Regions from separate parts of the Homo sapiens genome. Here region 1 is linked to region 2. Evidence: chromatin loops called from intact Hi-C (ENCODE). Cell type or tissue: MCF 10A. All regions are shown on one strand. Each heading gives the region's core, and the rest is flanking DNA. Links, peaks and the distances in the headings are about the cores only.

Region 1 (7,730 bases), core at 918-5,917, 780 kb before region 2:
CACACATCCCAAAGCAGCCCCGGCATTCCGTAGAGAAGGGCTGGGCCCTTTACACCCTCATTTATCCAGGAAGGAGGGGTGGGCCCTTCTCATTTACCCATGAAGGAGGGGTGGGCGGAGCCTGGCAGCTGTCGCTTCTCTCTACAGCAGGGGTGGGCTCTTTAAGGTCTTTAAGCTCTTTAAGGGGTGGGAGTCTCATAACTTCACTGGAGCCAGAGCATGCCGAGAGAGGCAAACTCTTGGCGGTTTGGGGTTATTCTCCACCGGTTCCTGGAGATCCGAGGGTAGCAAGTGCCAATGGCTGTGCTGGGGTCACAGAGCTTACAGAGCTCCTATCTTATCCACACCCAGGGCATGGCGCCTTCTTCCCTGGCAGACAAGTAGGGAATGGTAAGCGGTCCTTGGAAATTCTCTTGTGATTTAATTTGACTTAACTTCTTAGCATTAGTAGGTCAATTTTGCAATTTATTAGGCAAACCACACCCCTGGGGAGAGGCTTAGCAGCTGAGAGCGTGTTTTCTATTTTATGTGAGGGAGGAAAGGAAAGCCAAAAGAATTATTTAAAAAGAAATATTCAAAAGCAATCCTCAAGGTGGAGTTCAGCATCCTCTCCAAACCAGCTTCTTCTATACCTTTTGTTGTTACTGTGGTTATTGGCCTGATGGGCCACCCAAGCTGGAATAAGCTGCCCCTGGGCCTTCGCTGTGCTCTTCCATCTGCCTGGCAATCTTCCTTCCTCTTCTCCACCTGGAGGCTATCACGCGCCCCCTTCAAAATGCTCCTCCAAGTTTCCTCTTCCTGGACACCTCCCCTGACCCTCTCAGGTTAGTCAGGGCTCCCACGATGTCCTGGTTTTACCCTCGCCAGAACACTGGCCATTCTGTTGTAACATCTGCTTCCATTTCTGGCCCTGGCCCCTGGCAATGAGGATGGTGAGAGCAGAGATTTGTCGTGTTAGATTGATTTGCTAATTCACTGGGCTCTACTTTGTCCACTGTCTTTTATTTTTTATTTTGTGAGATGGGGTTTTGCTCTTGTTGCCCAGGCTGTAGTGCAATGGCATGATCTCAGTTCACTGCAACCTCCACCTCCCTGGTTCAGGTGATTCTCCTGCCTCAGCTTCCTCAGTAGCTGGGATTACATGTGCCCGCCACCACACCTGGCTAATTTTTGTATTTTTAATAGAGACGGGCTTTCGCCATGTTGAGCAGGCTGGTCTCGAACTCCTGACCTCAGGTGATCTGCCCACCTTGGCATCCCAAAGTGCTGGGATTACAGGCGTGAGCCCCACGGCTGGCCTGACCATTGTCTTTAGAGGACTGTCTCCTCTTGTCAGTTCTTTTTTTATGTCCTTATCCAGGCCTTTGTTGCATTAAACAATAATAACTTTTTTCTTATTATAACAATAAATGTTTCTTATAGAATTTAAAATTTTTCTTACATGTAGAGAAGCAAAAGAAGAAAATTAAACCACTTTTATTTCACCCTCATTGTACTTCCATCCAGATGACTTTTGTTAACATTTTGGTACATTCCTTCAGCCTTTTATTCCCATGACTAATTGTTCATGTATATTTTAATGTTATCATATGGTATATATGATTTTGTAGCTTTTAAATTTTTTTACTTAACAACGTATCGTTAATATTCTTCTCGTACTGAAGTTGGTCCAGGGAGATACAGTCCCAGATCTTGCTGTAAGGCTGGACCTCAAGCTGGGAGAATATGACTCTGGGCACGCCAGGGCTACCGTGTGCAGAGGCAGTGAGAGAGGAGGATGGTGCTATCATCATTCGCAACCCATTTAGTCCAACAGCTTTCAGCACCCCACAGCCAGTAAATACTTTGCACTGAGACTGATACAGGCCAGTTGTGCTGGGTTTCTGCTACTCCTGCTTGAAAGGCGGAACCTACAGAGGTTTCCAATCTACAGAGCTTGTCACAAACCCAGAGCAAACTTCTCTCTTTTTTTTTTTTTGAGACAGAATCTGGCTGTGTTGCCCAGGCTGGAGTGCAATGGTGCAATCTCGGCTCCCTGAAACCTCTGCCTCCTGGATTCAAGCGATTCTCCTGCCTCAGCCTCCTGAGTAGCTGGGATTACAGGCGCCCGTCACCACGCCCGGCTAATTTTTGTATTTTTGGTAGAGACGGGGTTTCATCATTTTGGCCAGGCTGGTCTCGAACTCCTGACCTCAAGTTATCCACCTACCTCGGCCTCCAGAAGTGCAGACGTGAGCCACCGTGCCCTGCCCCAGAGCAAACTTCTTTTGAACCAGCTGGGGCATAAATATCTCAAGCACTGGGGAGGCACTTTTTTTTTTTTGATGGCCAAAGGTGCAGTTTTAGCTGCATTGTCATTTCTGTCTATCTTTGAGGGTTTAAAAATATTGCATTTTCCTCCCCTACTTGTTTTATTCTAATGTGCCCGGCACAGGGTCAGACGTGCGGGTTAAACGGAGCGGGTCAGGTCAGTAGGACCGGAGTAAAGAAACGTCGTGTCCATGTGCCATCCTCCCAGCATTGCAGGGGCGGGGAGATCCTTTCCCAGCCCCAGCCCCAGCCCACCACACCCTCAGCTCCAGTCCACCCCCAAACGCAGACTTGACCCCAGACCCAGACTCAATGTCACCCTGACGTGCCTCCTCAAGGTTACCCAGATCCACAAGGCCATTTGCAGGAGTCTGGCTTCCCGGTCGTTGCGGCTTCTGCAGGATGCGCTCGGGGGGATGGTAGGGGGTGTAAATCTGTCCAGCACCTGGACCTTGACCAATGTCTTTCTGCTCAGGTCTTTGCCACTTCTCACCGTGGCCACTAGAGAGCGACAGTGCTCCATCTTCTAGAAAGAAACCGTCCAATCCCCGCGCCTTCTGCCGAGGAGCCTGGCGAGCCACCTCCCTGAACTTCAGGACTTTCAGTTTCACTCCCTTATGGTGAGGGCGCGGAAAGGGAAGCCCGAGGGGACGGGGCCCTTACCCAGGATCACTCCCAGCCCAGGCCGTTTCATTGCCCTTTGCCTGTCCGTCCATCCTTTCCTGGGAGGCCAAGGGGAGCTTGCCCTGTGGGAGGAAGCCTGCTCAGGAGCGCCAGCCAGCAGGGTCGTGTGAACCTCTTGGAGAAAGGCTGGTTTGTTGCAGAAGGCAAATGTCTCTTGGGACCTTTGCCCCCACCCTGGAGGGCTCCTCCAGCACGGGGCCCATCAGCTTCTGCGTTTGGGCAGCTCCTTTCTGCAGGGAGTGCTCAGGAGGAGCTTCTGCCTGCCAAGGGCTGTCCAGCATCTAAGGTCCAGCTCGGGTAGTACCTTGCGGGAGGCTCCCCCAAGCCGGGTCTGTATTCATAACACCTCCAGATGAAATAACTCCAGGGTGGAAAGATAGCAAGGTCAGCCGGGAGGGATGGCCCTGGAGTAGGTTCTAGACAGCCCTGGGACCACCTGTCAGAGGGACAGAGGCAGAAGGGAGTCTGCCATTGCTCAGAGTCATGTAGGGAACTCTTTTTGTGCTGATCAGGGGTGGGGTGGCACCAGAAAAAGGAGACGGAGTCAGCGTGGGAAACTGCGGGCAGATGGGGAAGCCAGAGAGGGTTCCTGGGAACATCCTGGTGTTTCTTTCCTGGGGTGGCCGTGGCAATCTCTCAGAGCCCCATCTCCATCCCTCTGAGGTGGGGTGGTTGTCCCTGGGGAACCCAAAGTGGGCTTGGGCCAGCGTTGAGGCTGGGGGGGCCAGCGTGGCTGCAGGCAGCTCCCCGCTCAGCTCAGTTGGGGAAGGCTTGGTGCTTCCCACGCCCCTCCTGGAATGCGGGGCTGCTCCTGGGAGTTGAGCAAAAGTGTGGCTTTCCCCTTGGAGTCTGAGGTCGGTCAGCCTCCCAGGCCTGGGGCCAGCGCTCTTGACTGGGAACCAAGACAAGCAAGGGGCGGGGGCCTGGGCCAGCCCCGAGGCCTGGCACGACCCCACCAGCAGATCACCACTCCGGTTCATTCTTTGTGGAAGGGAGGTGTGCTAATGCCAGAAATTCCACGCTGGGTGTGGGTGAGGGGTGTACACACTAAGACTCTCCTGTTTGGTAGACCCTGTGTTGGGAGCCGGGGATGCGCCGCGTCACCTGCAGATGCTGCTGACAGTGTCGCAGGGCAGGCTCACTGAGGTGGCACGGGAGGCCCAGGAGGTTGTAGGAGGATGGAGGCAGCCCCTGGCCCAGATGGGACAGGGGAGGGCATGGGCGAGGGGTAGCTGGTGTAGCAGGGTCTAGAATACTCCTAAAAAACATTTAGCACCTGCTATATGCCAGCCACTTTCTGACACAATTTGACACCCCTCTTCCTTCGAAGCTGCAGAAACTGAGGTTCAGAGAGGGTATGTAACTTGCCCAAGATCCCACAGCACAGGCAGGCCTGTCCCCTCAGCTGGAGGGAACTCACCCACCACACTAGACCCCATCACACTGGAAACCCCAGCTCAGAGCTAAGATGCCAGGATGCAGCCTCCTAAGGGCTGAGGGAGGGTGTGGTCTTACAGGGCCCACGTAGGGGCCACGAGGGGGAGGCTCAGAAGGGGGCATCCCCATCGTGCAGCTACAGGGGGCACATTCACGTAAAGTTTGGTATGTGAGAGGCACCCTTAGGAAGCCCAGTGGGGAGGGCAGGTCCTCTGCTGGCTGGGGCAGAGCATGGATGTGAACTCAGTTAGGCCGGCCCAGCCCTCCTAAGCAGGCCCACATGCTCCTGAAAGGATGGCCAAGGTCTTCGCTGGCCAGTCGGAGAGTCAGGAGAGTCAGGCTGTCTGTCTGGGGAGAAGGGTTTAGACCTGGGAAGGCCCAAGCTGAGAGGGGAGGAGGCTGACGAAAGGGGATCAGGCTGCCTGAGGCATTTCGTTTTGATGCATCTCCTCCCCAACACACCCCACTGCTGGGCTTCTGGAAGCTTCTCCATAGGTGTATTTAACAGCCAAGGTCGGGGTTCTGTTCCCATAGCTCGATGCCTGGAATAATCGTGTTTTCCACATCCCTGTGTGGGAGCTTCCAAGAGCTGGGAGATCAGAGCCTGAAGGGAAAAGCAAATATTCCCTGTCCCTGGAATTGAACGGATAGGCATTGTGTGAGTCAGGACACAGCTGATGTTCTTCTAGAAAAAGCCCTTCGAGGTGCTGAATCTGGCTGTTTTTTTCTTGTCCTTTTCTTCTTACTCTCCTTCCTCCTTTCCCTCCCCCTCCTCCTGACAATGTACCCACAGACATGCTGTGATGTGGTGGAAAGAGCCAGGCCTGGTTCAAATCCTGGCCCCACAGCTCCTAAGCAGTGTGATGTGGGGCAGCCCCTTCCCCTCCCTGTAAAATGGGACCGTAATACAATGGGTGGCTGGTGGGAGTCTGTGAAATCACAGCTGCAAATGTTCTAGGCCCATTTGCACTTGGGAACCAGGGGGTCTAGGTCCAAGGACATAATTACAAACAGAAAGCGAAGAAACTTTTTGTCTTTGAGAGGCCATATAAAGTAGGAGAAAGTTACTGATTCCTTCTCAGTCTTGGCTTCTTGCCTGTAAAATGAAGGTAATGATGGAGCCACTTCAGAGAACTGTTGTGAGGATTTACTGATGTCATGGATGTCCTTTGCACACACTAAGTGCTTATTAAATGATCTGGTATTATTATCTTTCTGGAGGATTTCTTGTCCTGCAGGAACTCAGGGAATGAGAAAAAGGGATTTGCATGCACAATAGTGAACCCCCACCGCACCAGGCTAGGTGCACCGCAGGTGGCAGGGGCTGGTGAGGGCCAGCGCACGGGCTGTGTGCACTGCAGCATGGGAGGAGGAATTGGATGTGCCAGGGAACATGGCTCAGGTGTTGGTAAGAACACACAGGGCCAGGAGAAAGAAGGATGCCTAACTGCATCGCTAAATGATCCCGAGCCCTCGTGGCCTGAATTGGATCGTTCCCACAGCTTCAGAAGTGCACTGGTCTAAACATGTCTGTTTAGGGGTCTGCCTTCCCCTCCAGATTGGTTGGTTCTTGAGGGTAAGGGCCATACCATACCTAGTTTTGTATCAGGTGTGGGCATGTGACAGGTTCAGGGATTGAGCTTTTGATCCAAGGAGTCAAAGGAGAGACAGCACTGGGACTTTTCCCGAAACTTTTTTAAAGGGTCACTAAACTGGCATGATATGAGTCACTGGAGGTTGTTCTGGTTGCTGCAAAGGGAGAGTCTGCCTGAGAGTGCCATCAGCTCAGAGGAAGGCAGAACTGAGAGACAGAGGCAGAGGCCTGACAACATCATGTGAATACCCGGATCTAGCTGTTCCTGAAGCTAGACTGATCTGTTCTGGGCGTGAGTCAGTACATTCTGCCCGCTCTTTTTTTTTTTTTTCTTAAATTGGGTTTCAGTCTCTTACAATGCAGTGGGCCTAGATTAATATGACCTTTTTTTCTTTTCTTTTTTGAGATAGAGTTTTGCTCTTGTTGCCCAGGCTGGAGTACAGTGGCACGATCTCAGCTTACTGCAACCTCCGCCTCCTGGGTTCAAGCCATTCTCCTGCCTCAGCCTCCTGAGTAGCTGGGATTACAGGTGCACACCACCACACCTGGCTAATTTTTTGTATTTTTAGTAGAGACGAGGTTTCACCATGTGGTCCAGGCTGGTCTCGAACTCCTGACCTCAGGTGATCCACCCGCTTTGGCCTCCAAAGTGCTGGGATTACAGGCTTGAGCCACCACGCCTGGCCCTACCTTTTTTTCTTTATTCAAAAAAGTTTTGATTATCAGATAGCGTCTGTGAAAATGTTGCCTGGTCCAGTAGAAGGACATAGCGTTGTGGGAAGGAAATCTGGAAGGGGAGAAAGGATCCTGGGTTTTGGACAGACTCGGCCCCTCACTAAGACTTTGGTAAAGGGGTGCGAAATGTGTCTCTGAAAGATTTTGCCTTGACTCTGGAGCAGGCCCACCTGGGGGCCAATCCTACTTTGACTTTGGCCTCCTTGCCTGTAAAATGAGAACACTATTGTGAAGATCCATTGTGAGAATGTGTGAGAACCATGGTTTGTGCTGCTTGATAAATGCTGGTTTCTCTTATCCCATTGCTTCCTAAAACTCAGTGTCACCAAGCCAGGCTCTTCTAACCATCCAGAAGGAGCAGGCCTGGGCAGCTCCCTCTCCTTGTTCACCCCATTCCCCTACTCCCAGCTCCCACTCCTGCTACCACTGCCATGTTCCACCCCAGAAATTTGGGCCCCAAAACCTAGCCTGGAGGAAGCCCAACCAAACTGGTCAGCCTGGCCTGGCCTCTGCTAGAAACGTACAGGTCCTTATCTCCACCGGACTAAATTTGGATCTTAAACTCACAGACAATCAGCCTGGGAATTCCTGACAAATTCCAGCAAGGGCCAGCTGTTCTCTTTGGCTTTTGCAGAGTAGGGAGATCATTTTTTCCAAGTAACAAGTTTAAATGAAAAGTCATACTTGCTCATTATAGAAAATTTGGGAAATTTGGGAAATTTTCTATAATGAGCAAGTATGAGAAAAAGGCACCAATAAGGCCATCACTCAGACACAGCCCTCATGGACATTTCACTCCTTTCTTTCTGGTCTTTCCAATGCATGGGTAGGTTTTTGGGCTGTTGGTGTTTTTGTTTTTTTTTTCATCTGTGAGATCACGGTGTATGTGCAATTTTATATCTTGATTTTTTTTTTAACCACACTTTAACATAAACCCGTTCCTGTGTTACAAACTAACAATTGTTGCTTG
Region 2 (7,730 bases), core at 1,213-6,212:
GCCCCAGTGTGTGATGTTCCCCTTCCTGTGTCTCCAGTGTTCTCATTGTTCAATTCCTACCTATGAGTGAGAACATGCAGTGTTTGTTTTTTTGTCCTTGCGATAGTTTGCTGAGAATGATGGTTTCCAGCTTCATCCATGTCCCTACAAAGGACATGAACTCATCCTTCTTTATGGCTGCATAGTATTCCGTGGTGTGTATGTGCCACATTTTCTTAATCTAGTCTATCATTGATGGACATTTGGGTTGGTTCCAAGTCTTTGCTGTTGTGAATAATGCCACAGTGAAAAGTAGCATCTTCAAATCGGAGAGTGAAGTAATGTTTTTTGGAATACCCATTATGCACTAAGCATTGTGTAGGGCAGTCTCCATCCCCACAACAACTCTGTGTGTTTGTATTTGTTCCCATGGTAAAAGAACTTGCTCAGGCTCACACACACACACACACACACACACACACACACACACAGAATGAGTGACCAAATCAGGAATCCAACTTCTCTTTGGCTTCAAAGCCTTTGACTTTCCTACTCCATCATACTGCATTCCTGATCAGAGCCAGTTTTGTGACCTGTAGAGCAGCTAGTGTTCAGTGGTGATTCTTACATCATTACCTACATTGGTATTTTCAAATGGATTGTTTGGAAATACTGTATAAATAGTCCAAACATTTTAGGACTTGTAGAACATAAAGGAAAAATAGGGAAAATTTGAGAGAGGCTTATTCCCTAAAGACAACAAACAGGATCTTGTAAAACACTGATACCTTAAATAGATCTATAATATCCTTTTGAATAATACTATGAGACAAATGTTGTTTAAATTTTATACCCCAGTCTTATAATTTTAGGTTTTGGAAGGAATTTAGAGAGACTGCTATCCATAAATGAGTTGTTACTCTTTTCAGAGCACAACTAGCCCACTTCCCCTTCTCATTAAGTTTCCATTTAGCCATTAGGTGGGAGCTTCAAAAGGGAAAATCCAATCATGTATAATCTCTAGTTAATGGGCATCTATTGAGCGACTGGATCACCAGAAAGAATAATTACACAGTACCTCTTTGTGCAGTAAGCACAAAAATCAAAAGCTAATGCATTCCCAAGGCAAGCCAGATTGTTACTGGCTAACAGCATCCTCCTCTTCAGGGAGAAGGTTGGGGCACCCGCTATGCTTGCTAGCAGAGATTGCAAAGCCATTCCAGAAAAACAAGGCTATCAGGGGAGGAAAGACGAAGGCAGGGGGGCTTCCAAGGCTTTGCTACTTCTAATTGCGGATTCCTTGGGGTGCATTACTGAATAGCAGACCTTCTAGTAAATGTTTTGTGCAATCATCGGAAACCTCATGGGTCTTTGGAATTTCTTGTCACAAGTACAAAAACAGTGATGACGGAGGTTGAGCCTCAGCCTTACTCCCACAATTTAGCCTTTTTTTCTAAGCACACCCAACCTTTGTAAATAATGACTTTATGCTTGCTTTTGTCTAACCACTAACTTTATCGATTTATGAAAGATGAGCACATCTCCCTTGACCCAAAATGGCATGTGTTAGCCACAAAGCCAAATAGTTCTTGGGTTTGTATTGGTACACTCTAGTTTGGGTTTTCAAAATTATTTATTGTAGTTATTTAGGATTTGCAAAACTTGGTATAATTCAAATAACCTGTTTTTCCCCCCCTAGAACACTTCAGTTATGGAAGATCAAAATGAAGATGAGTCCCCAAAGAAAAATACTCTTTGGCAGGTAGGAATGACGGCGCACAGATTAGATAGCAACTGACTTACTGTAGATAGGATGCTCCCTCAGTTAATGTCCTCAGTGGAATCAAGAGCCAAGCATTTTGTTTTCTTTTGTGCAGTTTTGCTAGTTTCAGAATCCACCCTAATTTATCTTCATTCCATAGGGAATTGTCATTACAAATATGCTAAATAATTTTGGAGTTTCCACAAAGATTCTGAAGTTGGCTGTAGCCTAAAATGTTCTGTCTGTGGCCTCTGCCTAAGCCAAAGATGGACAGTGATGGCATCCTTTGTCACCAGAATGGCACCATGCCACACACCAGTGTATACATGGATGACCTTTTCTCCTTTTGCTCTCAACCTTTACTCTTCTCTCCCATTTCCATTGGTTTGCCTTTTCCTTTTAAGCTTGTCTCCTTCTCCCTTGGCTCTAGTTTAAGGTTTGCCAGTTTTCTTCCCAATTTCCCAGGTTGTGTGTGTGTGTGTGTGTGTGTGTGTGTGTGTGTGTGTGTGTGTGTGTGTGTGTGTATGTGTGTGTGGTTGGGGGTTTGGGGAGCAAGCAAAGTTTCACGATTTGGTGGTTTATCAACCATGCTGGTACACATGGCTTTCCCCTTCATGAAGACAGGATTAAAAGCAAAACAAATCTAAATCTGAAGATAATAATGTAAAAATAAATTCTCTGGGTTCATTTGATTTGAAACTGAAAAGATAGATTAGTTAGCAGGAACAAAGTGCATCCAACACATTTAAGAGGAAATGAAGCAAAGAAAAACAATGCTAGGAAGAGCTTGCTGGGCTGAGCACGTGGCTGGAAATAGCATATTGAAAATGTGCTATAGAATAGTGCACATGCTGTTATTTTCTTCTTAACACTGTGTACAGACTGAGTTTTGTACCCTCCACGTTTATTATTTTGCAGTGGGATGCTCTTCATTTACTATGATTTTTCAATTGGCAGTGGTTCTTCACACTTTAGCTTTCAGTTTTTCTTTCATTTATCTTTCAGTCAACTAGTTAATAGTTATACAAACACTCTAGGGAGGCCAGATGATTAGGAACTTATCTGTAAATAAAATAACACTTTTGTTTATCAAATGAATTAATGGCTGTGAAAGTACTTTGTAAATTATAAAGCAGTACACAAATGCAAGTTGTTATCATTATATTTAACCTGTTATGAACCATTATTTTGGCAAGTTATTTGGAATCAAATATAGAAATAAAGGGGGAAGGAAAGCATACATAGTTTTTTTTCTTAAGATAAGGCACTTTTGAGATTTTGATGTATATCCTTTACTCTGTCATGGTGTGTTCCCCTTGTCATGAATTACTGTGATCATAATGTTTTATAAAATCCTGGATCTTGCCTTTTGTTTCTTGATATTATTTCATAAGCATGTTCTGTTGCTATAAAAATATTACTTTTTTTTTTTTTTGACGCAGTCTTGCTGTGCACCCCAGGCTGGAGTGCAGTGGTGCAATCTCAGCTCACTGCACCCTCCGCCTCCCAGGTTCAAGCATTTCTCCTGCCTCAGCCTCCTGAGTAGCTGGGATTACAGGCGCCCACCACTATGCCTGGCTAATTCTTTTTGTATTTTTAGTAGAGACAGGGTTTCACCATGTTGGCCAGAGTGGTCTCGAACTCCTGACCTTAAGTGATCCAGCCAACTTGGCCTCCCAAAGTGCTGGGATTACAGGCATGAGCCACCATGCCTGGCCAAAATCTTACTTTATATGCTAGTTTTAGTGGCTTACATTATAGCTCTTAATGGTGATGAGTTAGAATTTGTTTTAAATAGTTGCCTGTAATTGGGCAGTTATTTCTAACTTTTCCTTGTTATATTGTGGTGGACATTCTTATGCTTAAAGCAACTTAGATGCCCCTTATTCTTGCCAATATTCATCACAGCAAAGACTTTTCATCTCTGTTTTGAACTCTTATTTTTTGGATCTGTTAAGACTCAAATGTCTTAGTAAAAGCAAAATTTCAAAATCCTTGTTCAATGCTTCCCCCTGGTGGTACCTGGTGTCAGTGAGCTTTTCCTCACCCAAGATACAAGGGAAGAAACATTCCTCGACAGTGGGGCGCTAGGATAAATTGAGTGGAAGATAGATGCCTTCCCATCTCATACCTCTAAATATGGACATAAGAACTTCAGACAAGATTTTGTGTGAAGGAAAACTGAAGACTCCTTTGGATATTTATAAAGGATGTTTTCTCTGGGATGGATTTAGTCCACTTTAAGTTAGGGGACATACTGATAGTGAAAGCTCTTGGTTCATTCCATGTAAGACTCCTGAGATAAGTTCCTAACGGAATTAATAGGTATTTGTAATTCAGCTCTTCAGTTCTTAGAATTATCTTTTGTGTTATTTTTTCTGGTATTATGTATGAGGAGGCTGTCAGAATAGTGGTCAATAGATAGCTTGACAAATGTTTGACAAAAGTATTGAGGTTATTTTGTTTTTAGACAGGGAGGTTACTGCACTTCATAGTAGTTGTGGTTTGAGTCTAGTGATTGAGATTATTTTTAATGTTACTGTCCAGATGCAGTGTATGTAGTTTCAGTTTTAAAAAATATGTACTGATTTTATGTAAGGACTTGTAGGAAGATTTGATGAGAAATGCATTGTTAGTATAAGAGTCTGTGAGTTGTCCATAAACCACCTACGTAAGATGCAGAGCTTTTCAGGTATACATGGTTTATTTACCTTGGGTCACTTTCTGAGAAGGTAATCAAAAGAAGGATGGGAAAGTCTAAACCGTTCTGCCAGATTAGTAGCCCTGGGAAAGTATGGAGGAGATTGAAACTGTTGGGTAAAATGAAGCTTTTTGGATTGAATTGCTTTCAGGTTTCAACACAACACAGCTTATCTTTGTTATATAGACCTGTGGTTCTCAACATGTGGTCCCTAAAGTGTAGTCTCTGGACGGGTGGCATCAGCATTGCTGGGAAACTTGTTAGAAATAGAAATTCATGGGCTCCACTCCAGACTAATAAAACCGAAACCTCTAGGGTGGGACCCAGCAATCTGTGTGTTTAACAATCCCTCCTGTTATTCTGATGCTAGCTCAAGTTTGAGAACCATTAGCATAAATGTATGTAGCATTAACTTTGAACTTTGAGGAAGTAAAACAAACTGTTAATAATCAGTTGCCACTTTGCCAAGTTGAGCAGTTTCTCTAAGATGGTTATCTCCAGCATTAGCTATCTTTGGAGATGATAATTCATATATATCCCGTGTATAGAGATACCCAGTATATACCTTTGGAGCATCATTTTGTAGTAAGCATTGGAAAATGATAATTTAAGGTGCCTTTTAGAAATAGCTACAATTTTGGCATTTCCTGTAGTGACTAATTTGAGGACACAGACCCTGAATACATTTTTAATTCCTGAATGAATTAGTAAAGGAATGAGTTTGGCTTTAGGGTAAAAGTGGCATTTTAAGATTAAATACACAGGGTGAAAAATATTTCTAATGAAATATTAATTAGGTTTCTTTCCTTGTTAAACTAATTTTTTTTTTGTTTTTCTAAAATAGATAAGTAATGGAACATCATCTGTGATCGTCTCCAGAAAGAGGCCATCAGAAGGAAACTATCAAAAAGAAAAAGACTTGTGTATTAAATATTTTGACCAGTGGTCTGAATCAGATCAAGTGGAATTTGTGGAACATCTTATTTCACGAATGTGTCATTATCAGCATGGACATATTAACTCTTACCTGAAGCCCATGTTGCAGCGGGACTTTATTACCGCTTTACCAGGTAACTGTACTTGTCTTTTCAAAAGCTGAGCAGTTGAAGAATGCCCGGCCCAAGGACCTAGGTGGATATTTATGAAATGATTGAATGAGTACTGTGTGAGGCAGCATTTCTTTGGGACGCATACTTTAATATATGGAACTCGAGGAATTATAATTTAGTATCTATCTAGGAAATATAGGCAGTATCTTTAATAATGTTCATTCCTGGCCAGGCGCAGTAGCTTAACAGCTGTAATCCCAGCACTTTGGGAGGCTAAGGCAGGTGGATCACTTGAGGTCAGAAGTTTGATACCAGCCTGGCCAACATGGTGAAACCCTGTCTTTACTAAAAGTACAAAAATTAGCCGGGGGTGGTGGCAGATGTCTGTAATCCCAGCTACTCAGGAGGGTGAGGTGGGAGGATAGCTTGAACCCAGGAGGTGGAGGTTGCAGTGAGCCGAGATCATACCACTGCACTCCAGCCTGGGTAACAAGAGCGAGACTCTGTCTCAAAAAAAAAAAAAAAAAAAAAGTGTTCATTATTGGTCATAACTGTTGCTTCATTTGGTCTGTTGAATGAGTTAATGATATGCTTTTTATTTTGATGTAGTTTAGAGTCTGCACTTTGCCTTTGTATGTAATTTTAAAAAAACTGGTACTCTTTTCCCTTCAAACATAGTTTGTATGTTTGGGAAGTGTCCCAAAAGTTTAGGGCATTCATTTGTATCTGAAGTGGCACTTAAGGAATGGCAAAAATACATTGGGAAAACTGGTAGCATGTCTTTATTATATTTCTCAAAAGCTGTTTCTGCATCCTCTCCCTCACTACTGTCTTCCCATATATGTCTCATACACACATAGGTGTGTACATGCACGCGCGCACGTGCACACACACACACACACACACATCTGGTTAAATTTACTTTGATTTTTAAAAGTAGACTTTATATTTTTAGAGCAGTTTGAGGTTCAGATCAAAATTGAAGGGAAAATGCAGAGAATTCCCATATTCACATAACCCGTTCCCTCAGCCTGCCCCACTATCAGCATTGCACAGCAGAGCAGTACATTTGTTACAATTCATGAACCTAAGCTGACACATCATTATTACCCCAAATTCATAGGTTACATTAGGGTTTACTCTTGCTGTTATTCATTTTGTGGGTTTGGTCAAATGTCTAATGACATATATCTGCCTTAAGAGTCTCCTACAGAATGGTTTCACTGTGCTCCACCTATTTATTTCCCTTTGATTTTTAAAAAATAATTTAAAATTTGCTGTGTTCTGTACCACCTTTTTGTTTTTCTCAACGAGGTGGCATCTTGCTGTGTGGGCCAGGCTGGCCTTGAGCTCCTGGGCTCAAGTGATACTCCTACCTCAGCCTCCTGAGTAGCTGGTACTACAGGCATGCACCACTGTGCTGAACTCCCCTTTGAATATGATTAATCATGAATTTTTTTCTGTTTCTATATTGTTTTTTAAAAAATTCTCAATTTAAATTTGGCTAGGTAAGATATAGAGATTTCACTCCTATAGAGAATGCTGGCCAGAATGTTTTCCTCTGATGTGGCCAGTGTAGTGTGTGGTTAAAATTGCCATGTCAAAATAAGCCTAGAAGTAGCCAGGGATGAGCCAGTACCATTACCACAACCCTAGCCCTTGTCAGAGCTACAGGATAGCTTCTTAAAGAGTAGCTCCTCCCTTAGCCTATCTGTGATTTATAGAACATCAGGACTCCGTGTTCTAAGTACTTCCACAGCAAACAAGACTCATGTTCTAAGTACTTCCACAGCAAACAAGACCCAGGCTCAGGCCTCAGGCCTGAAACCTGAGGCTGCAAATTGACAAACCAGCTTCTGATTTCTAATCTCTCTTCCAAAACGTGTAAGTTTACCTTCTACAATGGGAGTTTTAAGGATATTTGAGAGTTAGCTTAGAAAAATTTGACACTGCCGTTCTTTTTATGCTGAAATCTAGCATGACTTGCTCATTTCTTCCATTAGAATCTCTAGGAAAGCAAAACGTAAATCCTCTCTTTCTAGAATCATACTATTTAATTGCTGAAGGGGATCTTAGCCATCACTTAGTCCTGTTTTTCATTGTGTAGATTAGGAAGCCAAGGAGAAGTTAATTGGGTGAGATGCCCAGAATCACACATCTTGATTATAGTGGTGGTGATGTGAATGATGGTAGGGGTTGGTTCAAAAATTAGTACAACGGCTAAGGAAAATTCCTTAAA

What was found. Hi-C counts contacts between places; a loop is a spot of excess contacts. Peaks named below come from ENCODE experiments on the same cell type or tissue, not always from the same donor. Only the 100,000 strongest peaks of a DNase experiment are listed, where the experiment ranks them.
Region 1: it touches region 2 in a loop (30-fold over the local background); 6 of 110 quality-filtered maps call a loop at or near these places.

What each region holds. Positions count from the first base shown.
Region 1 is chr5:172,692,776-172,700,505 of GRCh38, reverse strand. LOC107986479 (a long non-coding RNA gene) reads left to right here and starts at 82. Exons shown (of 3, transcript XR_001742997.1): 1 at 82-390; 2 at 2,786-2,930. RefSeq lists enhancers at 2,570-2,629, 2,700-2,859. In MCF 10A, for the core only: a CTCF peak has its summit at 2,815 (motif pointing right); a DNase peak (open chromatin) is centred at 2,855.
Region 2 is chr5:171,908,354-171,916,083 of GRCh38, reverse strand. FBXW11 (F-box and WD repeat domain containing 11) reads left to right here. Exons shown (of 14, transcript NM_001378974.1): 3 at 1,679-1,741; 4 at 5,287-5,512. Among named protein-coding and RNA genes, the nearest start is that of FBXW11, 94 kb to the left of the region's middle. In MCF 10A, for the core only: a CTCF peak has its summit at 3,752 (motif pointing left); a DNase peak (open chromatin) is centred at 3,753.